Linked DNA regions of Mus musculus: regions 1, 2, 4 and 5 are each linked to region 3. The links are chromatin loops, found by intact Hi-C in ENCODE. Cell type or tissue: left cerebral cortex. All regions are shown on one strand. Each heading gives the region's core, and the rest is flanking DNA. Links, peaks and the distances in the headings are about the cores only.

Region 1 (6,325 bases), core at 615-5,614, 1.5 Mb before region 3:
GCAGCCCAGGGCAGGCTCCAGAGGTTAGAGCTGGTTCCAGAGAACACTGGGCTAGAGAGACAGAGAATCCTGTCTCTTTCTTCTTAAAGGACTCGGAGTTGAAGTTTAGTCTTAACTTTTTTCCTGTGAAATAGACCTTGGCCATTTTTACCACCTGGGGGGGGAAAGATAGGAGCAGGCAATGGCTACAGCAGCGGTGGCTGGCGATTCTGCCATCCTGACCCAGGGAAGGACCAGAGTGGGGAAGCCAGAGGAGAGAACTGACCACCAACCTTGGGAATGATGTCAAAAAGATGAGGTAGGTCTACCCCACTCGGGTAAGGGTTCAGTGCTTCAAATGTGAGCTGTTCATGGAAACTCTGTCTCCTTTATACCGCCGGGTTGGCGAGGTGACGCTTTACGTGTCACACTTTACCGACCGTTTCCTCAGGGCTCTGTGTGGAGGTCAAGGGGTTAGCAGACAGGTTTGTCTACTTAGTGAATCAGGCAGAGTGGGAATTAGGCAGGTCTTATGGAAACTCCTAAACGAAGGCGGCTCTGGGGGCATTAAGGCCAGGGTCACTTAGAGTTCAGAGCTTTGGGGACTCCTTGACTTCAAATCCCACCTCCGCTTTGGCAATATTGCCCAAAGCGTCCACTTAACCTTTATGAGTCTCATGAAGTTTAGTGGGTCCCACCTAGTGAGGCTGAGGTGTGGATTGGACGAGGTAATCTCTGCACCCTGCAGGGCCCGTGGCACCCATCCCCCAGCTGTTCCTCACCGATCTAGGGTGAAACGCCTGGAGGAGCCATCAAGGAGAATTAGCTCGGCTGTGAAGCTGGTTTTTCTCACAGTGACCTGATGGCATGTCAGGGTTCATCTATTTATGTGGAAGATGACCGGTGTGATCTCCCATGCAGGGTGGACTTTACCTTGATCACTCCATTGGTCTTCACTGGCTCTGACCACTGCAGCAGCAAAGCCCGGCCCTTTTCTCTCTGCTCCACTGTGAAGTTCATCAGTCCGCTTGGGGCAGATTCTAAAGTCTTAATCAGGGTCCAGGGGCTCGACACCTTTCCTGCACTGTTTACAGCCACCACACCAATGTGGTATGTTGTGAATGGTTCCAAGCCAAAGAGATGGGCTTGACGACTCGTTCCCTGTAAGAAAGTTGGCAGGTTAGGAGCCCTTTGGAAGCTGATAGAAGGTTATTCTCTGAGCTGCGTAGCCAAGTCAGGACCCATGGTGTCAACAACAATAGCGTAGCTGTAGAGCAAAGGTTCAACTCACACTGGGGCAAAGGTAGTATTTTGCTTGCACTTGTGGACATTTTGAGTACAGCAAGAAATGCGACCTGAAGGACAAATGACCCTTCCAGGGAGGCTGAGTCTCAGGGATTCTACATAGCAGGTGTTTACATTACAATTCGTAACAGTAGTAAAATGACAGTTTTACAAAGTAGCAATGCAAATAATTTTACGGTTGTGGGTCATCGAGACATGAGGAGCGACGGTCATCCAGGGTTGCAGCCATGGGACGGTTGAGAACCATCTCCCTGATGTCTGATTTCCGATGGGTTTTCAGAGTTCATAACCTACGAATTGTGATGCCCAGGACGAGAACTCCACTTAGCTTCGTGAAGATGCTCCAAGTTGCACACCAGCGACTGCAGAGGAGTGTCACCAGGCTAACGGGAGGTCCTTGTGAGAGCTGCCAGGGACAATCCTAACCCTTAGTGCCTCTTGTTGGTACAGGAGACCCCTCTGCCTCCCAGCCTCCCCCACTTTCTGTGTTGGTGTGCATTTATATCTTACAAATTTGATAAGACAAACTCGAGAAAACAGCAACGAGCCATTGAACTATGAACGTACAAATGCCCTTGGAGCAGCCTGTTATTAATGTAAATGGGAAGCACTTCCCATTTGTTAGCAGCAGCGTAACTAAGACCATGAGAAGAGCCCACAGTGATTGTTATCTAGGCTTTGAGAATTTTGCCTCTGTTGATCTAAAAGAAGAAAGGAATCACAGAATTACTTTTGTTTGTTTGTTTGTTTCTTGCTTGCAGAGAGACATTTAACATATTTTGCATAACTTAACAGGAGCTAAGAATCTTAACATTCTAGAGGCCCTGGGGTGCTCTTGCCAATCTGGGCTAGCGGATATGTCTGTTTAAGGTAGGAATTATGCCTGTAGCAGGGGGATAACAACATATGCATGTGTAAACACACACACACACACACACACACACACACACACACACACACACACACACACGAGTTTTGAGAGAAGATACTTTCTATTGTGGATCATAACCACTGGGTATAACCAACCATGACTAAGTTTTGGCTGAGTGATGCTATTTACATGTAATGATACATGGGGTCAGCGTGCGTTATTTGATGTTTAAATGTGACATTGATAGTTTATCAAGTGTTTCTTTTTCTGCATGGGTAAAGGTAGGGAGAAGGAGTCTTTCTCACAGTTGTTGGCTGAGAACTCAGGTGCAGTTATGAGGAACATCTGGCCCTTACTTTGGGGATTTCCCGGTGTTATTTTGAAACTGAAAAACATATACAACTAAACGACTCTCGACATATTTTTGATACTTTCCTCCCATTCTTGATTTTAAGTTTCAACTGAGCAAGCGCTTTTGTTCTGTGAGAAACCTGAACAGAGAAAATACAATATCCTTTATGGATCTGAGACTCATAAAGTCAATTTTCCTGTTTCAGTAAGTCCCATTATGATATTACATGCTAACCTCCTGAAATCTTTTAATATTTAAACATTTGCTAAGCACCCAGACTATGAAACAAATTTTACAGAAATACTAATTTCTCTTTTTTAAAATATTAAAAGTTAGATCATGAATATTTAAAAACTTATTTCTCCACAACATTGGATTGGTCTTTTAGATAAATACAGCATCGAGCCGGGATGACCACAATGAATATTAAATCCGACAGCGCCTCCAGTCCTGATTATAAGCATCCTTTTCTGACAAATGATTTCTTTTCTCTGGAAATAGGGCAAACATGGGTAAGATTAATAATGCAAAAAAGAATAATTCTTTGTTCAGAAGATTCAGTAATAGATGCCAATAAAAGCAGAGGTCCCAAAGTGACCCAGAATCACCTCTAACAGATTACAGATAGGAGAGTAGACTTCTTGGCACACTTAGAGACGGTTTCTGTTGTAAGAAACTGGGAAACCACGTGGGCTGTAAAGCAAAAGCGTATGTATATTGTCAATAGTGGCACCGGCTCCGTTACAGCTCACTTCAGAGCAGAGACTTCTGTTCAGCCCCTAGATGGCAATACTATCAAACACTTTCCATAACACGAGTACTTAGTGATTAACAGCCGGCTGTTCTGTCTTCCAGCATACTCCCGGCAACCAGTTTAAAAAAAAAAAAATAACAGAACTGATTTCATTATAGATTCTTTTAATAAACATTTATGGCTCAGATCCTTGAAAGCGAAAGGATTCAAGATGCCCCTGCCGGAAAACCTCCACTGTCTAATGCAGAAACATGGCCTGCTTGTGTCTCAAGTACAAACCGTCGTGTACCTGGCACAGCTGTTTCAAGGTGTGGTCCTGCAAAGGGTGATTTAAATAGTGTTGCTCTAATCTGGCCTATGTTGCATACACACACACACACACACACACACACACACACACACACACACAGTCACCTTTTACTGGGGTATAGGTTCTCTTGTTACTTTATTATTTCTGAAGTGCCACCCCTCCCCCCACCCCTCCCACATACTCTTGGCTTTTCTCTTTCCTCCCGTGTTTTCCAGGTTCTGTGTTCTCCTCCTCTACCTGGAAACTTCTCTCCCTTTCCTCTTTGAATGTTTTCAACTTGGCATTTTTTTTTTCTCTTCCCTTTTTAATTTTCACTACTTGGCTCTCTCCCACCTCATTCTCCTCGCCTGTGACTTTAATTATTTATCAGACTTTTGTTTTTGTTTGGTGCAGATTCTCATGTGTCCCGGGCTGGCTCTGGATTTGCTGTGTGACAGGGCACGCCCCCGAACTGTAAATTCTGTGTCCACCTCCCCAGGTTTGGGTGATGGGATGGCCAGCACGCTCAATCTTCTGTGGTGCTCGGTTGGACCTGAGACTTCCTGTATGCCAGGTGAGCACCCAACCATTCGAGTGACGTCTGTCCTGCCCCTGTTGGTTCTTTTGAGCTATAAGTTTTGCACCACTTCCCTCCGGCTATCAACTCATCCTCACTCCTCTTTGTCTTGGGCCGCCTCGTCTATGCGGGTAGCCTTTCCACACGTTTTTATTCTAGGGGTATGCCAGCCTTTGTTATGCACCAGATGAAGAATAACTCCATAAGATAAAGTGGGAAGAGATTTCTACTGGAACTAATCCTAATCGGTTCTCTCCATCTGATAGTTCCAATGAGATTCAGCCTCAGCCTCTTTCACTTTTTAAAAATTTATATGCAGACGTGTCAGCGCCGGGATACAAATCAGCGTATCGCTTATGAGGCATGAAGACGGGGCTCTACGGGATGCTCGTCCACTTGAGGGTCTGATGGCAATTCGAACTACATTTTAACCTCTCAACTCTGCTCCCGGGGACACGCGAGACTACTCGGAGTCTTCAGCAGCCTGACAGTTTTACACCATCTCCTCTGATTATTTTTGACGACTTGAAGTGCCCCAAAGGTGGCCAAGGGGTCAATAGGTTTATGTAGGTTGAAAATGATCAAAAATTACCATTGATCTGTAGCTGTCAATAAAAGGCTGCATGGGGATCGTCCCTGCGCAAATGTTTAAACTGCAGAAAGCTACCTAACTCAGTCACCTTTGAGTCTATTGATCTGATGATCCAGCAGTTTCCAGAGCTTTCCCTCTGGTCTTTGTGGAGCGTTTTCACTAAGCCCGTCTACCTCAGCCCTGAGGAAGCTTCTTCACACTGCTCTCGGTAATGAAGCCAATGTGGTGAGGCTCTGGGGCCGCTCTGCCCATCAAGGGGTATTATGTGTGCTTACTACAGTTTGGAAAGGGTTAATCTTCATGGGGCACCACTCACTCCATCCCCAGTCAGTGAGATTTCTTGTGCCTCTGCCTTTGATTTGTTCTCCTTGGCTTTTTATCCTAAAATAGATCAGCTCTGGCATACAAATTCTGACCAGCTTGGGGGAGGGGGTTCCTTTGGCCCCTCAGTTCTCACAAATGCAAAATTCTAGAAAACAAGTGACTTTGAAAGGGGTAGGGAGAGCGCTCTGTTGGAAGTGCTGCCAACACAAGGGCCTGAGTTTAGCTACACACACCACATAAGTCTCTGTATACCATGGTGCTTGTCTAGTTCCAGTGCCGGGGAGGTGGAGATGGGAGGACACCTAGACCTGTCTGTGCAGCCAGCCTAGCTGAATCCATTAATTCCAAGTTCCATGAAAGAAATGAAAAGAAGGTGGAACACAATCAAAGCAAACACCCTGTGCTGAGCTCTGGCTTCCACACACATGATCACACAGGTATACCCCTCCACACACACACATGAACACATGTGATGCATATAGTTACTGTATGGAAAGAGAGCTCTTCAGACTAACCCATATTAAAGCATGGTGACCTCATAGGTTCTTTCTCAGGCACGCATTGCTTTCTCACTATGACAAAGGCAAGGAAAAGCTGTGGACGGGAGCTGGAGTATTAGGCCTGGAAGACAAGCAGAACATGAGAGGCCATTCGGCTCCCCTGACCAGGTTCTCGGTTACCATCTGGTGAAGCCATGGACTTAGAGGAGCATTTCAGTCATCTGGGTGCCTTTTCTATGTTCTGATACTAACAAAGTATTTTTCCACTTTTCTTAAACCCAGATAATCTGACTCTCGGGTGGGTTCTGCAGGCTTTATTTTTCCTTTTGTATTTTCCATTTAGAAGAGTAACATTTGAGTTCCTCAAATGTTGATCAACATATTTGTATTTAGTATTTATCTTACACAACTGAAATTAGTCTTAAGGAATGATACCTTATCTATCCATTACCAACATCTCAGCCTTGGATAATTAAACCCATGGCAAACCAAGCTAAGATTTCCAAGACTAAACAGTGGTAACTTTATTAGAAAATTTCTACTGATTTCACAAGTAGATGAACATCCCTGCGGCCTGCTCTGCTCATGGAGCTGGGTGATGGGAGGAGAAGACATTTATGATTGCCCACCCACATGCATGCAGAAATGTTGCCAATCAAAGATCAATTCACAATACAGGAAAGGAGCATGAGATGTGTCCTAGTCTCCTGGCCTCTGGTTCTGTGTGTGTGTGTGTGTGCCAGGCGTTATCACTGGGTAGTGAGATGGAGCAGCTTACATGG
Region 2 (6,325 bases), core at 816-5,815, 340 kb before region 3:
GCACTATATAAAGACACAGTATGGGCCATAAAGAATGGCAGGAGCGCGTCAGACTGTCCATCTTGTGGGGGTACAGATTACCACACGGACATCTTTTGATGCCTGAATTCTCAGCTCCATGACTAAACACTCTTCCAATGGTTTTCTGTCCTCAATAGATACAACATATCTAGGGATGAGTACTGGCTACCATTAGGGAGTTTAGAGATAGCAGGTCTGATTTCTTCCTCACATACAGACTGTATTTCCTCCCAGATTTTCTATGTGTGGCACCCACTCCAACAATGACCAACTAGGACACTGCGTTACCTCCACAGCCCTGCTGCCCAGGGTGCTTCTTCATTTTCTCCTTCAGCTACGTCACCAAAGTGAGATGTCCCAATTTAGAATCATTTCCACGTAAGAAATGGATGAGAGATCCAAACCATGTGCTCTACAACTTGTCAAGGAAATTAACTATAAAGACAGCATCGATATTATACAATTAAAATGAGAGCTCTTAACATATTTAATTTCCCCCTGACCTGACTTTCCTCAGTCATTATGAACAAAAAGTATGAATTCATAATTTGCAAATAGCCCTTGGTCTTTTAATATATTCTGGGAGGAACTAAGACACCCAAGCATATGAGCAGGCACACACATACATTTGAGCATACGTGTTTCTTTATCGAGGGCAAAAATAATACCGAATGTAGAGACGAGGGCTCATTCCAGGTTGTTGAAAATGTAGGCGCTACAGCATATTTTAAGTGCATAAATCATATCGTTCCATAACACTTATAGTGGAAGGAGGTGGGGAGAAAAGAGTGAGAAGAAAGGAGGGAGGAGAGAGAGGGGGAAGGAAAAGAAGGCAAGAGGAGGGGTGAAACAAGGGAAGGAGGAAAGTAGGGGGAGGAAGAGGAGGGAGGGAGGGAGGGAGGGAGGGAGGGAAGATAGGGGAAGAGGGAGGGAGGGACAGAGGAAGGAGAAAGGGAGGGAGGGAGGAAGGAAGGGAAAGAGGGAGGGAGGGGAGGAAATGAAGGAGCTTGTCTCAACCTTTCAATATTATTTACTATATAAAACATCATATGTTTCCCCCTTATAAACTCGCATAAGGCATCTATTTGGAGGTGTTTGGGATTGTTGTGTTTTTAATTTTAACAATCATAGTTCTGAGGCTTAATCACTTGTATGTGCTAGAAAACCAGATGGTTCAAGTGGGCGTTAGTTTACAAGCTCTTGGCATAAGGATTTTCGCTTCCTTTCAGACCAAAGCTGAGTATTTTAGCACAGAAAAGAGGCAATAAAGAATAATGAAAAGAAAAACCGTCCTAGATTTCACAGGTCCCTGGCTCCCTGCCTCTCCTCTGCCACTGTGTCACCAACTTTTACAGGGAAGTATGTGTGGACAAAACAGTGTACTCCCAATTCTGCTTTGGGGCAGACTAGGTGTCTGTCCATCGTGGGCTCAGCTTCACCATCATTCCCCATGCCATCTGTGGACCACTGGAAAAGAACACGTCCTGTCTTCCCAGGGCATCCCTAGTTGTGTGTTCATCACTTCCTGCACTGAGCTGATGCGAGCAGCTACACTCACCTCAGCCCTCTCCTTCTAGGAGGAGATGAAAGAAAATAAAGAAGACATTACTGAGGCTCCCATCTATGATTCCTGGCACAGCCGTGAGACGCTGCCTGCAAACATGTGAGAGCCTTGGGTTGCCTACTGTGAAATCTGAGGATGCACAGCAGAAACCAGAGAGGAACTGAAAGGGTGTTGGCGAGGGGCAGAGCTTCGAAATTTCTTTGTAGTTTGTGGATTTCTTGTTTTCTAGGTAAGAAATCACTCTTGCTTATGTGCTGACCATTCTAGTGAAACAGCATCTTTCAGTTGAAACCACGATGCCCATCACCTACACAGCTTCATTTTTCAACAATATAATAAGGCTCAGCATAGTGGAAGTGCCTGGTGTCTGTGGAGCATAAGCTGTCTGTCCTGGGTAGGCTTCTGTTGCTATGATAAAGACCCCCCATCAAAGCACAGGAGGAGGAAAGGGATTCTCTCAATCTACAGGTCATAGTGCTTATGGAGGGAAGCAGAGGCAGGAACTCAAGGCCGGAACTGATGCAGAGACCACAGAGGACCTATGCTCACAAGGGTGTTCTCTTGTTGGGTGGTTCAGCTGCTTTTCATATCTAGCCCAGGCTTGTATGCCCTGGGATGCCACTGTTCACAGAGGGCTGGGCCCTCCTCCATCAGTTAGCAATGAAGCCAATGCCCAAAGACCAATCTGATGGAGACAGTCCTTGTTGAGATTTCTTCCTCCTGAGTGTGTCTAGATTTGTATTTGACAAAAACAAACAAACAAACAAAAACAAAACAAATATACAAACAAAAAAAATCTATGACACGGTCTATCCTTTCATGTCACCTGGATTTATTTCTCTCTCATCACCAGCCAACAAATTCCCAAGATTAAGATATTTGAGTGCAATATGCAAAGAAGCTCCATGGATACGCCACCATGCCAATGAACTCTGTATCACACTCAATGGAAAGAAGACACAGGCCACGGAGATATATTTGGTCACCACAAGATGTATTTCATTTTTCTTTTGTTCATTCCACAAGAAGTTAACTTTTTTTTATAATTGTAGGATTATTTCCACAAATTTGATACTGACCGACAATGTCTTTAGGATAAAGATATTGCATGTTTATCATGACTATCAGCCCCGTTGCCCTTTGTGTTTTACAACTGTGGATCCCACCCATCCCACACCAAAAGATCTCAAAAGAAATCTGTCCTGACATTCTCAGACTTCTTGTCATTTTCCCTAACAAGTTCAGTACAACTATTCCTGCAATGTTCATCTAATATTTAATATATAGATATCTAAAGACAATAGCATGCCATTTATATAAAGCATTTGAGGATCTTGGGATTTGGGTATCTGTAGGGCTCTCAATCTCCATGACTATCAAGGGACAAATAGAGTCACCCATAAGATAGCATGCTTCCATGAGGCTGGTACACAATTAATAATAAATAAATGAAGAAATGAAGAAATGGCCTAGCAGACATGACTATTCACTTCCAATTTTAATGATCTAAGAACTTAGCTAAAAACACCTATACTGCACCACATTAGGAACACTTAAGTAAATTATCATACTCATGATTTATATATCTGTGTGCTCTGATTTCTGAAGTAAAATTGACGAAAGAGCCTTCTCATTGTTTATTGCCTTAATAAAGGAGAGTGTATCTGGTGAAATGCAAACAGTCTTGAAATACTGTCTTGATTTTCAACAAAAGAAATTAGGTTTACTTGTGTATGGCAACACCATCCCCCATGACGGAATCAATCCACAAATAAAAGTGCTCCATGAACCAGTGAAGAAGAGCAAGCTTCCTGCCGCCGTGAAGCCGTGAAGCTGGGTTTGAACACAGAATATAGAACATACGCTCAATTTCTACTGAGAAACCATTTCCCGCTATTCCAGGCAATGATTACTATTAGAGAAACAGGCTATTTTATAATTATTGAAGACATTCATCATGTTACCTAAATTAGATGGGAATATATCCAAGAAAAGTGCAACTAAAGCCTACAAAATAAATATCTGCTTAAGGGTAAAATCAGCAAGGCATTAAGAGTTTCCGACTACAGGAAGTAGAAAAAGGTATTGCATTATCTATTTTGGATTTGTGCTTCTATTATATATGTTTTTAAGGTATAGGGTCTATTACTCTCACATATGTATTCCTTAGAGATTTATTTTTTACTTTATATGTATGGAAGTTTGGCCTGTACATATGTCTGTACACCACACACATGCAATATTCATAGAAGCCAGAAGAGGGTATTGGATCCCTTGGAACTGGAGTTACAGCTTGCTGTGAGCCTCTGTGTGGATGCTGAAAATTGAACCCAGGTCCTCTGGAAGAATAGCCTGTGCTTTTAATTGCTGAGCCATCTCTCCACCTCTGATATATGTGTTTTTAAAATATGGAACCTTCATATAATGAATGATCAGAAATAGACTTTCACCGAATGCTGACCATGGAATCAAGTTTAAAGTTGGCGGTCACAGGCAATGAGAATATTTAAAACTAAAACATGAGTTTCTCTAACTGTACCTCTTGACCAGACACTGTGCCTGGGTTTGTGCACACAGAGCACTTCCAACTCTGAAACTCAAATGTAGTGCACACACGTTATGCAGGGACTTAGATAATGCAGCAAATGTCAATAGTGACATTCCTGTTGATAGCCCAATACTAGAAATGCTAGGCTCAGGTAACACTACTCCTGATATTACCTGCCTGCAGATATAAAGCTCTGAGCATAGCTTACAGCATGGTACATAAAGACGAATAAACCAGCCTCCGGACTGCTTAGAAACGCACTGCCAAGATGGGCTTTATGCCTTACACAATGGAGCAGAAGGCAGTGGTATATATTTAAAATTTCCATTTTTAAGCTGTCACTCAAAAACTTTTCATACTTTTCTTTTAGCTTATTGATCTTTCTGGCTCGTGATGAGACTTCAGCTGCTTGGTCGGCTGCTTTTAGCTCTGCTTCTTATTAAGAGCTAAATCGGGAATCACAAAATGCTACTAATTTGGCAGCTTTCGATAGAAATGAAAGCTAAAAACAGCACCAAGATAGTACAACCCTTATGTCTTATTGCCCCAGAATCCCGGATTTAACTACTATGGAGCATAATAATGGGTGCAGCCAAACGGGATCACTATGCAGATATGATAAAATAAAAGCTTGTATTAAGAATGCCAGATCAACTATTACTGCTGTTTGATCCTTATGAAACTTTTTTTACAAAAAGAATATATACTTGTATAAATGCTTGCATACATATATGTATACATGCATTCATATATACATGCATTAATATACACATGCCATATATATGCATATGCATGAATATACATGTGGATGTATATACAGATTTATATATACATACACACACATATATATACATGTAGACACATAAATCCTGTATGCATACACATGAATATATGTGCATATGAATACAGGCATATATATGTGCATATACACATGTATACATACATATACATTCTCATATGTATACAGACATATACATGCATACATATATATTCATGGATATAAATCCGTGCATATATACACATGTACAATGCATAAACACAGACATGCACATGTATATGCACACACACATATATCATGCATGTGTATACATATGCTCAGATAGTGCTCTTCCTTTTATATTCCCTTTCTTTAACATACAAAGAAACCTTCATTCTTAGTTCTTTCATTTTTAATTTTATTATTCTATTTTTTATTAATGTGGTGGTACACATCATTCCACATGTGTAGAGGTCAGAGACAACTAACTTTCGGTTCTCTCCTACCATGTAGATGAGCCCTGAAGCTCAAGCTCAAACCCAAGTTGTCAGGCTTGGGGTCTGAGAGGTTCTGAGGCATCTGTGCCATCTTGCTGGCCTCATCCTCCGTTTAATGCTTTGGCTTCCTCTCTCTCTCTCTCTCTCTCTCTCTCTCTCTCTCTCTCTCTCTCTCTCTCTCTCTCTCAAATACAACACAACAGCAAAACAACCAAGCAAGACTAGCATAACAGCTATGTAACTGGCCCAACCTGATCAATCATTGTGCTTCCACTACTCACACTGATTTTTGGGTGGCGAATTATATATCACGATCACAATGCTTTCATAGGCTGATTTTGGATGCTGACCCTCTCTCAAATCCATGTCCATTCTCAGGTTAGACTTCAGAAAAGTGGGATCTGTTTTCCCCTCTGATTGGTCATGAAATTTATCCTCAGCAACAACAGTGGCTGGCACTTTGGTAGCATCATTATGTCACCTTTAGGAGGCTCCTACAGGCTATTCAAGGAGCAAGGCCCATTAAGGGGAATATTCACAAACAGAAAAGTCTGCTTTTTTTTTAATCTCTCTTTTTATGATTTACTTACTTTTATTTTATGTGCATGCATGAGTGCATACATATATGTATGTGTGCCACATCGATGCCTGGTACCTGTGGAGGGCAGGAGAGGGTGTCTGATCCCTTGGGACTCAAATTACAGGCTGTAGGCAGCTGTGAACCATCCAGTGGATGCTAGAGAACAATGCAGGGCCTTCTCCATGGGTGGTAAGTGTTTCTAACTACTGAGCCATCTCCCCCGCACCCTGTTTTTTTTTTCTCAGCATGTCTGAAATTGCTGGTCTTCCATAGATGCTTCTTATTTGACAGCTCTGTTGGTAATTTTGAACTTCCTGCACCATCTCAAAGTGAACCTCGAGGTCTCCCTCGTTGCTTC
Region 3 (6,325 bases), core at 554-5,553:
GACAGAGGACACAGTACCTAGAGGCCAGCCACTGCATATTTATAGTGATAATTCCCAAAGTTTTGACACTGCTGGGGGTCAAAGGAGAATAATCTCCAGGCGCTGTGGTGTGCATTTTCCTCAGACAGTTTTCTAGAAAAGCTGACAAAATTTTCTCACTGTGATCCCAACAATTGTCTGTATCTGTTATCTGACTACAAAACAACATTCAAACCCAGCATGGGAATACATACCATCATCCTGCCATTCGGGAGGGAGGATAAAGAAAAAAAAGCCTAGCCTGGCCTCCTACCGGGTGATACTTTGTCTCAAAAAAGAAAAACAAAACCAAACACTGGCAACAACAAAACACACTTGAAAGATTTACTCTGCACATTTACATGTGGCACATGCCTTTAATCTCACTGGAGAAGTTGGGGCAGGAAGATAGTGAATTCTAGGCTCGCCTGGGCTACATTGTGAGTCACTGTAACAAAACAAACAAAGGAACGAATGGATGAGTGAACAAAAGATTCTGTCTAAGTGACCCACTGAAGGTCAAGGTGCAATGGGGGCTGGGCTGGAAGTAGAATCAAGTATTTCTGTCTTGTTAGGTCTTTGCAGTGCTCCAGGCTACTTCTTATTTAAGCCTGTGTTCTCTAGAACTGCCAAGTACCTACAGAGAACTTCTCCTTGGGTGAGTGTGGCAGGCTAGAATGCAGGGGTGTGGGGGTGGGAATGTGATTGGTCAATTTGTGAACTGGACAGTTCAAAACAAGAGAGGGGAGGCCCGATAGAGGAGGATGAATATCCTCAAATTTCCTCTTCCTCTCCGTTCTCAGCAGGTCTTAGCAGCCCCCGTTTCAGGTCTGGTTTAGTGCCAGGTGCACATGTTAGAGGTCTTGCCGGGTTGCCTTTAGGGCAAAGAACATGAAATAGAGCCATGGTACCTGTTCTTAGGGTAACCCAGAGGGAGCTAAGGGTAGAGGGTTGTATCACAGGAATCTTCTGTGTCTAGGAAACCCCAACACCTTCCAAGCCGGAGCCAAGTGTGCAGCCCCAAGGCTTACTAATGTAAGATTTCTGTGACCAAAGGCCTTGACACGCATGGTTCTACTTATCAGTGAGAGTAATATAAGCAGATACAAGAGTGAGTAGAGCTGCCTCATTAACCTGGGTCTGAGGCTGAGGGTTATCTTCTGAGAGCATGCTTCTGGTTTACAGAGGCACAGTATTGGGGTACAGTTCTGCTCTGGGCCCTGGTTTCCCTCAGCTTTGCTCCCTGGTTTCGCTACCTACCGTTTATCACTGACCACCTTGCAAAGAAACTTGACTTCTCTTTGCATTAGCTGACCCACATTCACATCTGAAGCTTAGTCATTCTGTTGTCCTGGTGGGGCTTAGGGAAGGATACTTAAGGAGATTATGGTATAGGAAGCTGAGCTACAGACACGGAGAGCAGAGCTAAGGAGATGGCTCAGTGGTTAGGATCTTGCCATACAAGCTTAAGGATGGAAATTCAGATCCCCAGAGCCCACGTAAGTGACTCGGAGGTATGAGGGCTCACATGTAATATCAGTCCTGGAATATGGAAACAGAGCGCCAGAGCTAGTTGCCTAGAGGGACAATCCATATCAGCCAGCTCTGGGTTTGATTGAGATATCCTGTCTCATTGACTAGGGTGTAAGAGTGATTAGAGATGATTCTGGACATCCATAGTGAGCTTCCACGTGTAAACACACACGTGTATCTGTGTTCGCACACACTCAAACATGCATACACACATACCTGTACTGCATGCACACACATAAGGAGGCAGAGCCTTACACAGGCGTGTTGAAGGGCTCAGGTTCCCCATTTGCAGTTTCGGCTTTCTCCAAGAGTGTTTCCCACAGAGGCTCAGTTTGCAGGATGCTTGACTGCAGAGGTTCAACCCCATCTGCAAGCCTCCAAAGTTGTCCCTAAGCGTGCTAGCATAGCCTTGCTTCAGGAGTCCGGTATTTTAATCCACCAACATGTTTAGACTTTGAGTCTCTTCGATTCCACATTTGTGACTGCGGTAACATGAACCATAAAAATCTACCATTTTGCCATTTTTTGCACACACTCTTCGTGGTATTGAGCATATTCATCTTGTAGTGTGACCGCCATTCCCACTATGAGTCTCTGGAACTTTCCCATCTCCCCACAAGAGAAATTTAGCCCCATTAAAACCATAGCTCTCTGTTCCCCTTTCCATCCAACCCCCATCGACCTGACCCTCATGAGTAACTGTTAAACTGTTTGAGTTTCACCTTAAGACGTCTCAGGCTGCTTTAGCCCAACATGAAAGAAATGGAATTCTCCAAGAGAGCAGAGCAGCAAAGGGCGTTTCTGACAGGGGACAGCTGTGGGCCTCTGAGGCCCTGCCACCTATTAAATGCTTTTGGAAGCAGCTTCCAAGCCTTCGGAATTCACCAAGGAGGCAGGAGCTCCCCCTACAGCCTAGTGACTCCATTGCAGCAGTGTGGGCGAAATCACTAAGCACCAGGCTCAGAGTACCTAAGAAATGAAAAGACAGAAGAAACCCATCTACAAGCTGCTTGGGGGATGCTGGGGATAGCGTCTCTGCCTCTAAAAGAGGTTTCCTCCTTCTCTCCTCCCCACCCCACCCCGCCCCCGCTCATACACGCTGGCTTTCACAACCCTGCCAGTTCTTAAATCTTTTCTTTTACCTCCACTGTTCAGTCATCCATAAAGCTGAACCTCTGGTAAGCGAGGATTTTCTTCGAGAGAACTTAGACTTCCGCAAAAGAGACCAAAGATGCCAGGTATTAAAGGAAACTCAGAGCTCAGCCTTTGAAGGCAGTCTGGTCCCAGAGGTTTGCTTCGGACCTCCCACAGGGCAGGAAACTTAGTGTTCCTGCAAGAATCCTTGTCTGCGGTCTAAATTCCAGCTCAAGGAATTACATCCTTCCTTATCCGGATTTAGCCCTTCCTGTGTGTTTTGACGGTCTTTACTATCTGTATGCTTCCTTGGCGAGGCAGCATTTTTCCTGAGGATATTTTGCCTTTCCGTAAGAGCACAGAGATAGGTGAGCTCTCTCAGCGTTGCAAATCATCCACAGATGAATTATAGGCCAACCCAGAAGCAAGGGAGCAAAGGCGCCCGGAGCACAACCTTGGAGGATGAAAGACCTCACGAGACCCACCACTCACGCTCCGCAACGTGCGTAATTAAATGGCTGCTGTTATTTACTTCGTGGTGTGGAGTTGCCACCGCCCTCTGGAGTTTTATAACTCTTCTAGCAAGCAACTCTAGCACTAAATGAAGGTCTTCTTGCTGGAGAGTTGCTTAGCCAACTCAAGTTCCTGCATTGGACTGTCCCCAGCGATAGGTCTTAGGTCTTACTTTGGCATAAATGAATTGTGTAAATTGTTATTTGTGTTTTTAAAAAGCACTAAAATCCACCACGTATCCTCATGGTTGTGTGAAAGCTTCAGTTCATATATTCAGTTATTGAATACCACCTTCCACGTTCACAGCTTTGGAGAAGTTAGCTGGTGGCTCGGTCTTGGAGTTGCGTCATGTCTAAGCTGGGGACACGTGAGTAGTGGTAGATTGATGTGTTGGTTAAATTGGAGTTCATGGAAAGTCATTAGTATTGCTAATGGAAAATATCACAAGACACACACATTGTATAATTAATCTGGAAGATAATGAAACATTCAGGAAATCAGCTAAGGAAGAATGACACCAAAATGACGGAGCAACAGCACATGCTCTCACACATGCCCTGGTTCTACGTTCATCATTGCTATAGATATCACTTAAGCCAGACATTTATAGTTGTGGCCAATAAACACATGCTGATAGAATGAACTTTAGCCATAGGGAAACTTTCATGAAAGGCCACACCAAATACAAACGTGCATTTGATAAGCTTTGAAAAATGGACATAATTTTAATAGACAATGAAAAAAAGTGAAAGGCCTTTGTGCAGTTTAATAGAACTGTGTCTCTTGGTCATTCATTTTAGTGAATAAAGGATATTTATATAAGCAAATGGCTCCAGCAATCATCCTTGGCATGGAGAGTCCTTGGCATGTGTTAGGTGGGTGGCAACAGAGTGGAAGGAAGCCAGCTCATAGAGAGGGCTGCTCTGTGAAATAACAGCTAGGGGCTAACGCACAGAATTCATAATAAAACATGAGAATCTAGATAGACACGTTCGGGACCAGTCCAGGGGGCTTAAGAATGATGTGCCCTATTGACCCGAATACCATAATATGAGGAACGCATGCTCCTGTAGAAGCAGATAATTCAGAGATACCTGTGGAGAAGTGGATGGGCTCTGGGAGAAGACAGTCGAGAATTTGGCCATTTCAACTGTGTGGATGCCAGACAAGGAAGGTCTAGCATAGAGGAAATGCAAAGAAAGCAGGTGATTTGGCAATTCAGGAGGCCACATCTGGACTAGGTGGCATAGCAGGTCCAGTTATTGCTCATTGGCATTTGACCTTAGAAAGCACCCTCATTCTCCTTCTTCGCCTGCAGACCAAACAATTTCCTCGACCCGCTCTAATTCCTAATACTTTAGAATTGTCTAAAACTTAACACTTCTAATGTATTAACAAGCCCTCATTCCTTAATGTGTTTCCTCCTCCACCTTAATGTGTGGTGACATTTCATTTTACGGCTTGGGATAACCCTCATTCTCTGAAAAATTTCAGGTTGACATTCTATTACAGTATAGTGTCCAAGTCTTCTTAGTGCAGTGTCGTCTACAGCATCTGAAGAATATTCAACTAGTACTTTCCTGATCGTATACTCTCTTATGCATGTGGTCATTCTGAAATAAAGTCAACATAGAACATTTCTCTGTAAGTGAGAATTTTATCTTATTCCCCACTGTCAATTTAAAGCTCACATACATAAAACATATGAAGAATGGATGGATGGATGGATGGATGGATGGACGGATGGACGGATGGATGGATGAATCGTGTGATGGAAATGGGCAAAGGTGCTTTGGATTATACCTTTCCAGAGAATGAGAAGTCATATTTTGAAATGCATTATGAGTAGAGATGGGTAGCCTTATTTTTGTATTTTTATCATTCTTTGAGGACTCCAGAAGTGGTGCTCTTAATCTTCATCTTTTATCTGTTCTTTGACACCCAGTTGTCTTCACCCACTACCTAAGCTCACATGAAGGCTGTGGGCTCAGTTGTGCTCTACACCTCTCTTAGGACCAGAACACCCACTGTTATTTCCATCAGGAGCACCAACTGAGGTTTTCTAGGCTAGGGTCCTAGTGTAAGTTCACAAGCACCAACACATTTTCTCGGCTTAAAAGAATACGCTATTATTGTGTGGCAATTGGTAAAGAACTTATTAATTAAGGATATAAGATAGAGAGAAATCTCCCAGGAGGCAGAAAGCCATTATGAAGACATTGTGGAACCAATCTAGCAGTTAATGGAATACGCAGAGGTCCTTTGCAAAAAGAGAAGGGGTGGGTAACTTTCCAAAAGAAATAGCTATCCGCAGATTAGTGATATTAAAGACCGAGGGAAACTTTACCAAAAGACAGGTAAAGTCCGAAAAGAAAAGAAATGATGTCATATAGACCTTTGGTTTGATACAATGCAATCTCCCTCATTATAATATCTCTCCATCGTAAACACACCACCACAAAGCATAAAAGTAAATTGAGATGGAATTGGAAATCAAAGTAGTGTTGCAAATGAGAATTAATAGTACATTTGCTTTTGTTCAGGGACAGGGCCATCGGAAGCAAAATAAATAACTCATTTCAAATGCCTGTGAGTTGTTTGCTTAAGAAATAACTATCAAATTAACAAGAAATGCCAGACTCCCTTCCCCTGACTTTCTTAAATTGTAGTGCACACCCACCCCACTCCCTGCATTGTACTAGGATGATTCTGTGTTGTGGAAAGAGATTTGTTGAGGTGGGGCAAACAGTGCTTATTCAAGAACTGGCTTCTCCAAGTGGGGTCTTACATATGTGCTCTATCCCAGTGTTACTGTTCAGAACATCCCAATGACCTCAAGTTTTGGGAACAGGTGCTCATTAGAACCTCCCACAGCAATCGTTTTAACAACACATCATCGAAGCACAGAATAGTTCCTCACTGGTCCTCAGCAATCCTCTTGTTGAGGTCTCCAGAAGTGATGCTCTTAGCCCCAGACATTGCATAAAACAGGAAAGTTGGGGGAACAAGATTCAGGGCTGGCTGGGATCATCTCTCAATAGGTGAAGTGCGCAAATTTCAGGCACCAGAGCCTAGGTTTGATTCAAGAACCCCTGTGAGACGAAACAAAACAATAAGACTAAGCATG
Region 4 (6,325 bases), core at 478-5,477, 620 kb after region 3:
TAATGGATCAATTCAGTAAACAAACATATGTAAATTTTATTCATTTTGTCCAAACAAATACATTTTTAAAAAGATTTCTCCCTAGTTTTGAAGCAGCTTGAGGAAACCGGTCATCCTACGCTCGAGCATGCTCATTCTGCAGGACTTGGGTGTGCTTTGAGTATTTCAGTTAAGCGTGTAAATGAAAGGTGAGAGACAGTTTTTTTTTCCTGAGGATGGTTTAAAATATATTCTACAGTGAGCATGTTTCAAAATATTCTTTTGTGCTTCATTTTTAGAATATAAACATTTAATTTATGTCATTATGATCTTAAGATACTTGTCTTCACAGCTTCCTAGCATTTCAATTAAAATATGGGTTTTTTTTTTTGTCCAAATATAATTTGCCTGTACAGCTTATAGTCGAAAAGGGCAGGCTTCTGGGATACTGAGTGATGGCTCTCAGCTACCATCATTTGTATTTCTGATCTCTAGACTCAGATGGATAAAGAAGGTCGAAATGGTCCCTGATGAAAGAAAACTTTTAAAACCATTTGGAAAAGTTAATGAATTAGATTTCCCAGCACTTGAAGATATTAGGGTGGGGAGACCAAGACTCCCATCGGCCAGATCAGGTTGACAGGAAAGCTTAAAGTTTCTTTTACCCTCCAGAGAAACACCCTCCCGGAGCTGAGCTCTGGGAAGTCAGGAATGACATATTAGCTTAATGAGTTATGTTTCATAAGCAGGGAGCCTTCAGTGGGTGCAGCTAAATTTTCCTGTCTTTATTTCCTGCCTCTTTCAAAAGCATTCAAAAATGCCTCATGACAAAGTATCATTTTTCCTTCAGAAAGTGTCTTTTCTGCCAGGGACAGAATGATCAAATTCAATGATCAAGAAATGCTTTTAAAAAAATCTTTGCAACAATCGTAAAAAGAACATAGGCAGAAGAGGTGAGCCACAGCTTTCTTTTTAAATAGCTGTTAAGTGATTTGTAAAGTAAAAATTTCTACTTCACTCTGAAAAAAGAAAAAGCATTTTCTGTCTTCTGATGTATCCAAAATACTAAGACAGAGAAGAGAACCCACTTAGAACCCACTTACATTGGATCTAAGCCTCCAAAAATTCAAATATTCAGTTTCCACTGAATGTTGGTTATCTTCCACTCAGTAATGAGGTTTTCCATTTCAGAACGGCATGTGGATTTTTTTTAAGTGGCACTGTGTGTTGCATGTACCTTTAAAGGCAAGAATGTCATGGTCCGCAGCAAGTGTGCTCTATGCCTCATAAGGGAAAGCTTCGAGAGTCCGAGCTCACAGATCAACATTATTTCTGTTACTTTACTCCTGTGGACTTATACATGGAAAGTGGGCATGGGAGATAATAGAGTGGGAATGATTTTTATTCTTAGCTGTGCAAATATTGGTCAAAATAGGATGCGTCTCATGGTTTCATATTTTCAGGGCAGCCCTTCAAGTCTCTTTGGAAAAGTAACAGGAGGCTTATCCATTATATGACCTACATCTTTCAGGTGTTTCAAAAATCTGAAGTGGGGTGGGCCCCTCCCTTCTTTCTCTTTGCATGTCTACTTTGTAACAGCTAACTTGCCTTTCTGTAACTCTAATACTACCTGTGTATCATAAACAGGGGATGGATTGATCACTGTAACCAGCAGAGCCCCTGCTTAAATCACAGGAGACCAAACCGACCTCAGAATTACAAAATGTACCTTTGACAAAGTTTTTGGATGGTTCCTGTAGTGAGGATGGAGTTCCTACTAGCAAGAGAAGGCTCAGTTTTACTTGCTTTCTAAGACATACATACAGATTCTTTAAGAGGTCACATGGGATATAGCTTAGTTTTAAAAGAAAGATACTTTGTATTTATAAGAGAAAAGCCAACCATGGATACACCCATCAAAAAGAGCCCCAGAGCACACTGGGAAAGTTGCCTGAGATGTACCAATGAATGTGAATGAAACAGCAAAGTCCTCGTTTACATCACTGTTCTATAAAACTCTAAAATGAATAATAATCAAATAGTTTCACAAAGGAAATCAAAACCACCAAAGTGAGTCTTAGCCAGTCCAGAATTTGACAGCTTCCAACTTGGAAGAATAATAAGAAGTAAAGTTTTAGGACTGCAGACAGAAAGCAATGATAATTCTGTTCTTTTCATTCATAGCTAGAGACAGTGGGTTTCCATGGGGTGGGGAGACAGGCCTAAATGAGGGCTCCCCGCAGAGCACAGCCGGGTCTTCTTCATGTTCCTTCCTTTTTAACTCAGTGTGACTGGTTGGTAGCTCCACAATTTACCATTATGAATAGTACTAAAACATACTAAATTCATGTGTCAAAGGCTTTATCTTTTTTAAAATTATCTTTTGAGTGATTCATTCAGAAAATAGCCTTTGCTAGGTTTGTCTTGCTCCAGTGATATCCTTCATGACATCATTGAATTTTCACATAGAATCAGATTATTAAATATGAAAATCTTAATGCACACAAAAGCTGTGTGCCATGACTGTCTCTAGCCTTTGTAAGAAGCCATGTCTTAGGTTGTGTTTTTATCAATGCATTTCAGGAGTTGAACACAGAAGCAAAAGTCATAATTCTTTAAAGACGTGTGAGAAAGACATACTAATTCACCACTCATGACACCTTATACATAACTCAAAGAAAGGATAAATTTATATTTTAACAACATGTATGCATTTGCATCATAGCACATGCAAAGCAACAAAATGATCTGATGTTTGCTTTTTCCCAAATAAAATTACATTAAAGACTAAATTAAATGATGCCTATTCATCAAATGAGAACACTAGAAAATGTTGCATAACTGTTGCAGATGTTAATATGGAAGTAACATCCGTGTGGCAGTTTTTATATTAACACTACAATACTACAATACTTGCCCACCTGGTTTTCATTTTGTAAGAAAAAAAAAAGCTGTATTTGATGTTCTTAGAATAAATGACCCATATTTTCTAGATTTTGCATAAAATGCAGTCATACTTTGGGACATAAATGCATGCCAAATTTTAAAAGGAAACAGTTACTGATGTATATCATAAATGTAAAGAAATCTTAAATGTAAAACTCAAGTCAAAGAGAATAAACTGTAACCAGGACGCTCCAAGAGAAGCTGCACCTGTGTGTGTAAAACAGCTCAAATGGATGGCTTTATTTTCATATTCAAAGTCAAGTTCTCAAGTTGTGGGCCAGAACTGAGGAGAAATGTTTCCAGAATAGCGAACATTTACAAAGAAAAAGATAAAGGCATCTGCAGTAGCAGAAAGAAATTCAAATTTACAATGAAAGTGTGACATCTGGTGGCCAAGAGGAGAAGTGGCCCCAAAGAACGGGATTTCAAGGTGCCTTCATAAAATAAAATTAAATTAAAGGTCCTGTCTGGCTCTGTGTGCCTGGTTGGTTTTTTGGTTTTTGTTTTTTTTGGTTTTTGTTTGTTTTTGTTTTTGTTTTTGTTTTGCCATGATACAGAAATTTTGCTGATCAGACTCATCTCTTCCTAGCGATTTTACTTTGACGAAGCTTTTGTGGTAATAGTTCCTAAAAAAATGTTTATATTCAAGATATTTTTTAAGAGATTCAAAATTAGAGGAAATATTTTAAATGATAATGGTATGCAGTTAGAAATGGCTTAATGCTGACAAAATTAACCCACTGGGAATGAGTTTTTTATTACTCTCTTGGAAGCAAAATCAACCTTCCTTAAGTCTCCCCAATAAACAAATTTTAAAAATAAAAAACCTACCAAGAAATTTTAAATCATCTTGGACAACACATAAATAAATAAATAAATAAATAAATAAATACTTCAATCCTTAAAGACAATCCTGGTTCTTTACATATATTAAAATAGCTTATAGAGCAAAACTAATAATAATTACCCTCCCAACCTTGAATATTATTTTTATTAAAATGATCTGAAATAATTTCATATTATGTACTGCAAACTGGCTGGTGGCATACTGAAAAGGAGTTTGACCATATTAGCTGAAATTAAGCTGTCTAAGAGACAGAGTGGTTGGTTCTAGTAACGATCCTTTAAAACTTAGCAACATTGTTTTGTAAGATAATGCTTTCCTCGGATCGTTCATCTTATTTTATCATGCTCCTCAAATAATTATTTAAAATACCACTAAGAATAATAGGAAATCTTTGGTGTTTTCTTTAGCCCCTAAATGTCAAAATATGAAACTAAGGATGTCTGTAAAATCTCACGCCGTCTTCTACACTTTCCCTGTATAGTGAAGTAGCCAGAGGGGAAGGCTGTTGCATAATTTATGTTCCTTATAAGATTTGACCAAACAGTGTGAAAACTGTTGACAATTTTTGAAATGCATCCTGTCAATTGCTTTGAATTCCCATCTTGTTCACTGATACAGGCAGAACCCTGGCACCGAGTTTGTTTCTGTTTGTGGCTGTACGAGATCTTCATCTACCATCCGACGCGGAGCCCCAAAGAAGAAGATAACACTGATGGGGAAAAAAAATGGCTCCTGTCTCCCTCATCTCAAAATCCTTCTGCGGTGCCAGATGTGCAATATATCAACATCTGGTTGTTCCTTGTTTCCTAAGAGCTTTAGACTGAACCAGGAGATGGGCTGTGCTGTAATGCCCAAGGTTCTCATTTATACCATTCATACAGCATTGGAGGCAGGTCCCCAGTGTTCTGTGAATGTGTAGTGTGTACTTTCAGAAGGACATTCTAAATGCCCAGGGCTCCCTGTAGAGGGTAAGGGCTGTCCTTACACAGGATGGCATCTGATAATTTGTTCATGACAAGTTGAAATTACCACAAGCCAAAGGGAGATTTTTGTTCTATGTTCTTAGAGTCAGATTATTTCAGGAATGATGATATAAATGATAATCAATAATAATAATAATAATAATAATAATAATAATACAGATTTTTCCTTCCTTAGCAACATTTCATTTTTCTAAATAAAATTTTATGTGATTGTTCTTTGTTTCAAAATTCCAGTTGCTTTGGAGATAATCATTTCTTGTCAAAGGTTTATGAGTTAGTACCACAAGCCAGTGTTAGCATTTAGAGAACGGTTAGCATTCTGTGTCTGTTAATGTGGGTGTTGATTTTCCTGAAATAAATTGCCTGGTTTTGTTCTCGTGAAATGAGCATATTTTGACTCTGGCATATAAGGACTCTTTAGATGGTGCTCCCATACTTGGCTCATAAAACATCCTGGCTTTCCCTGATGGAAACCTGCTATTTGCATATTCAACGGAAGGGGGACAGCATTTTTGCTTGCTTTTCCTGTGTCTGCTGCATAGCTTCACATCAATATCTATTTTTTTTTGAAGAAACAAGTAGATGATAAAAGTAAAATGCTTCCTATTTTCTTTCCTCCAATATCAGCCACTTCTTCCCAAAAGAAGGCATGTGCTAAGACTATATATAGCTCAGCAGTAGAGCACATTCCTGAGGCTGTGGGCTTAATCTCCAGCCTGGGGAAGTGGGCAGCATACACTGTGGCTGCTTCAAGAACAGAAAGGAAGGAAAGGAAGAGCGAAAGGAAGAGAGAAAGAAAGGAAGGAAGGAAGGAAGGAAGGAAGGAAGAAAGAAAGGAAGAAAGAGAGAGAAAGGAAGGAAGAAAGGAAGGGAGGAAGGAAGGAAGGAAGGAAGGAAGGAAGGAAGGAAGGGAGAGAGAGAGAGAGAGAGAGAGAGAGAGAGAGAGAGAGAGAGAGAGAGAGAGAGAGAAAGGAAGGGAGAAAGGGAGGGAGGGAGGAAGAAAGAAAGAAAGAAAGAAAGAAAGAAAGAAAGAAAGAAAGAAAGAGAAAGAAAAAGAGAGAGAGAAAGAAAGAGAGAGAGATAGAAAGGAGGAAAAAGGATTGCAATGTGCTTGTAAAAATAGTTATTGCAACATGCACACTAACATGCAATCTGAAGAATTATACGTGATGGATGGAAGGAGAGAGAGAGGGAGAGAGAGAAGGGGAGAGAGAGACAGACAGACAGACAGACAGAGAGACAGAGAGAGAGTCACATAACACAAACCTTTACAATTAAGTAACCCTAGGGGTCCATGCTCTGAATGTGGGATGGGTAACGTTTTAGCAGCTAATATCTGCATTGATAATGTCTGTACAGAGAGAGGCCATCTGCTGCTGAGCCATGTGCTCATATGAATGGGCCCAGAGCTTGCAGTGATACATTTTACATACAGAAGCATGTCAGAAATTTGTAACAGATCAAATGCAGGGGCCTATAACAGGCATCCCATTATCGTGTTAACAATAATCTTGAACATTTGTTTTTCTGATGATGTCACTGTCAAGCGACATATTTTTACAGTCCTCTC
Region 5 (6,325 bases), core at 416-5,415, 310 kb after region 3:
ACATGACTTGTTGAAAAGATACCACAAAGACACTACTTCCAGTTCAATTTCGTGTTTTTGTGTGGTGTGCGCAGGCGCCATGATTGGCCTGTGACAGTGCTTCATAGAGGCAGCCCCTGAGCCACTGGCAGAAAGGTCCAAGCCAGCAGAGTGATCCGCCACAGTGATAGTACAACACGGAGGGCATAACCTATTGTTGTGTTGTGAAATGATCAAGAACTGGCAAGTTATTAGGCTGAGATGGCTTTCAGGCTTTCTCTTTTAATTGAATGAATGTTGAGATTAAGAAAATTCTTCTTCCTTTTCTAAATTTTGATAGACATTGTCAAGTAAAGCTTTTTAACAAATTGCTTCATATGGAGAGATAAATGTGGAATTTAGAATATTTAGAAATGTATTCTTATACTTAAGATTTTGTTATGGTTGCTGAGAATGCATGCATTGTACATAGAATATTCTACCCAGAGAAATATGGTTTTAAATGTGTGAATTGGCTGGTGAGATGGCTTAGTAGATAAAGGCAGTTGCCACCAAGTCTAATACCCTTGGTTCAAGCCCCAAGAGCCTGATGGTGGCAGGAGGGAGCTGGCTCCTTTCTTTTATTTGTTTTAGTTATTAATTGAGGAGTAGAGAGAGCTCTTTACACTGTGGCCTCCATGCTGCTGACTTCACTGTACCCGGTGCCATTGGTGTTGGGACATTGCAGGTGAGGCTGTGTTGTCAGACCTCCTCCCTTGGAGAAGATTATAAAGATGTCAGAGATTCTATCATCCTGGTAATTTGGATTATGAAATGATGGTGATCTTACAATGTAACTATAGGTAACTAAGGAGATAAAAGGATAACCTTTGAACTTATGGAGGACCGCCCCCCCCCCAAGGGCAAACATCTTGGTGATAAAATAGAAGAGTGATACCACCTTATTGTCCAATCTGTTCATTGGTCCATGGTCTCGGATGCTGCCAAAGGATGGCAAATGCAAGCCTTGCTACACAGCCAGTAGATCCGGACTGCTTCCTTTGCTTCAGTGTTTGTCTCATGATCCACTCGAGGTAGAGCTTTCCTACACTGACTGTAGCCCCCAGCCTGTCCTCTGACTGGCATGTCTCTGAATGCCTACCCTCCATGGGTCCTGTGCTGGGAATTTAGTGCGTGTGTGGTTATGCTAGCAGATCCTTAGCCATAAGGAACATTCAACCTCATTTAAGTCGGCTGTCACACAAAGTTTTTAATGGGAGAAAATTGCTATCTATAAGCAGTCTCACTAAGATTAACAACCATTTTCAGTTTTGATTTTGCTGATACAAAAATTTTTTAAAATACTTTCCCTATATAAGAAACAGAAATATACACTCTATGTGAGCATTGTTTCTCATTTGCCTTAATGACTTGGCTATTGGGTGGAAATTGAACTTTGGATTTAAAAATATTCTTAGTTGTCAATGTTAACTCCCCCAGACCGCTGGTGTCTAGGATAGGAGGTTTCACTTCCAAAGACTCACAGTCTAATTGTCAGTAGCAAGGGAAAGTTCTTTTTTTTTTTTTTTTGTGAGAAGTTTATTTGTACACAAACAGTTTTGTTGAACTTTGTAAAAAGAATGTCATCTGTAGCATCTTTAGAAGACAACATAGTTTATTGGGAGTTTCAACAATTTAGTAATGGCATTATTAATTTGCACTGTACAATAGTAATGTGTTGACATTATATTCCTATAGTTTTAATGTTGCCTAATATTGTTAGTAGATAGAAAACATTAGGCAAACAATGCTTTGAAAACACTGCTGAATTTGGCAGAGCAAAATTGTGTTTATTAATTTCTACATTTAATAATTAATTCATTAATGCTATTTAATGAATTAATAACCCTAGACTGGTTATGCTGATGTATTGATACTTACAGGCATAATTTAAGCTTATTTTTAAGCCTATTTCAGTATGACTCTGATGTATTTTTTAAAAATAGTTTCAGGAGCTATTCATAGTTTTATTGTTATCTCATCTTTATTCAAGCAAATATGTTTGTGCTAATAGGAGTTACATGAGTAAATAACTAATATTGCAATGGGTGAATTAACACACCCCTCAGGGCTTTATTAATTAAAAAGTTCAAGTCATAGTAAAGTGCCTCTTTTATATGTTTATTTCAATCAGAAAGCCGAACATGGCAACTTATTTGCATAAATAATCAATCACCATTTACTAGTAGTAATAAGGTTAATTTGTTGCTGCAGACATAACAGGATTAGTCAATTATATTTCCTAGAAAATACTATTTGTTATGCCCCGCCACCTGAAAAGCAGGATTGTGTTCAACGTCCTTACTAAATGAACACATCAAAAAATTCCTTGTCCCTGTAAAATTTTTTTGAAAGGAAAGCTAATTTTAGTTGATTTGAATAAAGTAAAATGCAAGCAATGCCTCCATTTGTAAATTTATCTTTCTGCGAAGATTGATTATTTAATAAAGTTATTTATTTTGATTCAGTAACCAGTCAAACCAAATCTAACACATACAGGGCATATTTCCTTTGAAGAAAATCTCATTTACAGATTTGTTTTATTCCAAAGAACCCGACTTTCATTCCTTTGCCCTTGTTCTCAGTAATAAATTATGCTGTCTGCTCCACCTACTGGTGGCTGTACGCAAAGGCCTGTTATTGAATTCACTAAAGGAAAGCATTGCTTCCTGAGGCTCAGCCCAGTCACAAGGTGCCTGTAACACTCCAGATCCAAATGGCAGTGGCCGGTGCTTTGGAGATGAGCATCCTGTACAGAACTGTCCTTAGTAGTAATTGACCGACGGTGACTTACCTCATTTCCTGTTAATACGATCATAGGAAAGAACATAGAAACACAATATGGAGCAATCAATATAGCTGCATATTTTATTTTCTGTCATTTGCTAGTTAACGCATATGCAAATGGAAATTAAAAGTATTATAGAAATAATTTTCATGTCATCATTTACATAATATTTTTATGTTTTCCTTATCCTAGTAATTTTCACATGGGTACAAAACTAATTCTTATCAGTTTTGTGATTTTTAAAAATGCCCTTTGCTGTGATCATTATCAACAAACTATAATTTGATATACTTAAATCTTTTAAAAAAATAAAATGTGTACAGTAATCTTCTTTTCAAAACCATATCAAATTGAATTTATATAAGGAAGGAATACATTTTAATTAAAATTTAAACTTGACCTAGTTATAATAAACTGATAGGCTGTTAAATGGGAAACATGTTTAGAAGACCAAGATTATAAGATTAAAATGCTTTATTAGAAATATTTAATTTTTCTGAATTGTGTACTATCTTCTATTCTGTCCTCCTAAGACAGCAAGCTGAGAGGTGGTCTGCTTATGTACATTAAGGACTTAGTATGTGACATGTGGCTTGCACTTCCATCTGGAAATAGAGCCATGGAAAATGGCAGTCCCTCTGTGTACATGTGCCACTGTTTGCATGTGTAATAGTGTGGGTGCACCTGGGTCAGGTGTCTCGTGAATTTGGAAATACTGTGTTTGGACAGGCTTTGCTGTGGACAAGGTTCTTAGGCTAGAATACCCAGCCATTACGGGGAAGCTCAGGAGCAATGGTGTTGACACACGGCCATCAGTGGCTGCAGCACATGTTATGCCCATTGACCTTAGCAGCCACTTCGTTCACTCAGGGACAGTCTGGCTCCTTGTGGTTACTTGGCTGTACCCTTTCTTGGCTGCATGCATTTTGTCATGTGCCTTTGACTTTCTCCATCAGGCAGTTCTCCACTGCCTTCCACCTCAGCATTCCGTGTGTCAAGACAGCTTTCGCATGCCCATCTCCCTCATTCAAAGCAATGACAGTGTTCTCTAGAATTACTGTTAGTTAAGTCAAGCTCATTATACCAATGAGTTTACTACAGTCAGAGAAATCTTTCAAAAACAATAATATTTCATTTCCACTTGACATTTGTCAAGTTTGAAAGGTTCCATGTTCTCCATTTGATAGAATCCTTTGTACCCACAGATTAGCACAGCTCTCAGCCCTAAACAGAGAGATTTCTTTACATGGTTGATGACAGTGCAGGAACACACCAATGATGAGCATGTAGAGACTGAGTGTCTGCAGAGTGCTCAGCTTAAATGGGAGCCCTGCATCACACTCCCTTCCCACAAGGCTCAGGGGACACAGAGAGAGCCCGAGGTCAGGGAGGGCTGCAGTGAGCGGTGTCTTCTGCACATGAAGGACAGCTGCGCTCCCCACAGCAGCTGTGGTCGCCTGCATCAGACCTGCTTAAGGCAAGCCAGTCAACATTCTAATATAGAGGGGAGAGACACTCACAGACACCCCACTCCTAGCTGAGGCGCTTTGCGTAACAGATGGCTTCTGGGGAGGGACAGCCATAATTAAGAGTATGGCCTCTAGTTGGTCAGCCATGCTTCAGTTGGTAGCCCCACAATCATGAGTGTGCACAGATTGATCCCGATGGTTATGCAAAGAAATTTTTAAAAACAAGAGGACAAAAGAAGAGAAAGATGGGAACGGGGTTGGGGTGGGTCTAAAAGGATTTATGGAGAACTTGAAGGTATATATGATCAAGATATTTTATATGCAATTATGAAATTTTCAAAAATCTAAAACAAATATGTTTAAAACAACCCTTCCTTTTCAGCATAAACATTGACAACCCTCCGCTATTGCTTCCGCCCTGCTTCTCAGTCTTTCCTTCCTTTGCTCTTCAGTGTGGTCATCCCACCGCAGCCTGACATTATGCTCAAGAAAAGCTCACCAACAGGATTTTCTAACATATGGATGAAGCTGATTCCTTCTTACAGCTAGTTACAGTCTGGACGTTCAGAGTCCTGCTCTCATGCCAAAGGGCAGTTCCAACAACTTCCCACAATTCCAACAACTTCCCACAATTCCTACAACTTTTCACCACACTGACCTTTCCCTTTCCCTTCCTTTAAAGATGTTCTCGCCTTCCTATTAAACTGCGTTGTCAATGAAATCTATTAACTGTTCAGCTGTCCTTATTAGTGTAGACTGGAGAACACTGAGAGATTGTTAATAGTTCATAAGAGGAAAGGGGGAGAAATATCTGCCCAGGAGCCAAAGAAGCCCAGAGTTTGACGCAGTGGGAAACTTAGGGCAGATGGGAAGCAGTCTTGGTGTGTTAACACACTCAAGGAGTCCATGTACTATCTGGACAATAGAGTAGTTATTTATAGCTCTAAAGTGAAAGGAGTCAGACACAGGAGAAACCTGCCAGTCATTTTGGAGGGCTCACCACTACTTAATTTCCACTACTAGCCCCATTACACCCTGCACCTCCTATGTTTGCTTTCTTACTCACATATTCCCTGCTTCCGATTCTAAATTCTTTTGTGCTCTGTCATTTTGTTATGGCAAATTTCTACAGGAGCTTAAGAGGGCTTGGTAGTAAGATAATTGATAGTTAGTTTTGGGTAGTAGCTTTTGGAGGGTTATGGGGGACAGGATCTCACTGTATACACAGCCTAGGCTGTTCTGCAATTCAGTATGTGTCCCAGCTTGATCTTGAAACCACAGAAATTCTTCTGTCTTAGCCTCCTTAAGGGCTGGAATTACAGAAATGAACCCTCACGCTAGGAATGGGAGGTAGTGCTTCACATTTCGTGTGAAGAAGTGCATACTGAACTTAGCTAACAAACGGCACGGTGTGGGATTGGTAAAGTTAGCTTTCCAGATCCTTCTTCCAAAGTTACAAATTTAAGCGTGAGTGCTTGTTCATGGTTGTACGTAGTTTATATAAACTCAGTAGGGCTCGGTAACTGGAAGCCGAGTCGATGGCCCACATAGGACTCACCAAGTGACACCTACGCTCAAGGCACTCTGTCTCCACTTCTGCGTATCCTGAGTTCCTCCTTGGGAGTTAAGTGCTCTGGCACCAAACTTCGTACAGCAGGTGTTCAGTGCTTACAGAAATATGCTCAGTCAGCCTATGGACACTCATGGAAAACACTAGAGCCTTTGTGGAAAGGATAACACAGCCATGGAAAGCTATGGAAATTCCATGTGCACAACTCAAGCCAGATTATCATATTTATCTGTCTCCACACTCGCCGCCACAGTTCTGTGAAGCAGCAGTGATCTCTGCAGCAACCAAAATGTTATCCAGCTGACTTTCCCCCTTTGGGCGGTTGGCAGATTTAGTCTTTCAAGAAGATTCTGCAGCAGATGATGGACTGACCTCCGACCTCTGGAGGTTCAAGAAGAAAGCCCATGAGTCAGGCCATTCTCTCTGCGTTCCACTGAGCAGTCCCTGCCAGAATGCCACCCTATGTGTCATCCCTTCCCT

Evidence for each region. A loop is a pair of places that touch in the nucleus more often than their neighbours do. Peaks named below come from ENCODE experiments on the same cell type or tissue, not always from the same donor. Only the 100,000 strongest peaks of a DNase experiment are listed, where the experiment ranks them.
Region 1: it touches region 3 in a loop (2.5-fold over the local background); 4 of 42 quality-filtered maps call a loop at or near these places.
Region 2: a loop joins it to region 3, with 2.2 times the contacts of the local background. A loop is called at or near these places in 9 of 42 quality-filtered maps.
Region 4: it touches region 3 in a loop (5-fold over the local background); 2 of 42 quality-filtered maps call a loop at or near these places.
Region 5: a loop joins it to region 3, with 3 times the contacts of the local background. A loop is called at or near these places in 2 of 42 quality-filtered maps.

What each region holds. Positions count from the first base shown.
Region 1 is chr1:188,901,252-188,907,576 of GRCm38, reverse strand. It overlaps Ush2a (usherin), which reads right to left. Exons shown (of 71, transcript NM_021408.3): 61 at 913-1,140. Among named protein-coding and RNA genes, the nearest start is that of n-TNgtt3, 37 kb to the left of the region's middle. In left cerebral cortex, for the core only: a CTCF peak has its summit at 3,282 (motif pointing right); a DNase peak (open chromatin) is centred at 3,343.
Region 2 is chr1:187,780,312-187,786,636 of GRCm38, reverse strand. It overlaps a transcript of Esrrg not described here. Among named protein-coding and RNA genes, the nearest start is that of Gm36388, 130 kb to the right of the region's middle. In left cerebral cortex, for the core only: a CTCF peak has its summit at 3,820 (motif pointing right); DNase peaks (open chromatin) are centred at 1,227, 4,538 and 4,591.
Region 3 is chr1:187,444,465-187,450,789 of GRCm38, reverse strand. Gm37896 (a long non-coding RNA gene) reads right to left here and starts at 2,920. Exons shown (of 3, transcript XR_865841.3): 1 at 2,694-2,920. In left cerebral cortex, for the core only: a CTCF peak has its summit at 2,455; DNase peaks (open chromatin) are centred at 2,458, 2,797 and 4,060.
Region 4 is chr1:186,824,952-186,831,276 of GRCm38, reverse strand. No RefSeq gene overlaps it. Among named protein-coding and RNA genes, the nearest start is that of Rrp15, 79 kb to the right of the region's middle. In left cerebral cortex, for the core only: CTCF peaks have their summits at 3,316 (motif pointing left) and 5,257; DNase peaks (open chromatin) are centred at 3,287 and 5,208.
Region 5 is chr1:187,133,967-187,140,291 of GRCm38, reverse strand. The region is part of intron 6 of Spata17 (spermatogenesis associated 17); the gene reads left to right. Among named protein-coding and RNA genes, the nearest start is that of 1700007P06Rik, 12 kb to the right of the region's middle. In left cerebral cortex, for the core only: a CTCF peak has its summit at 2,634 (motif pointing left); a DNase peak (open chromatin) is centred at 2,645.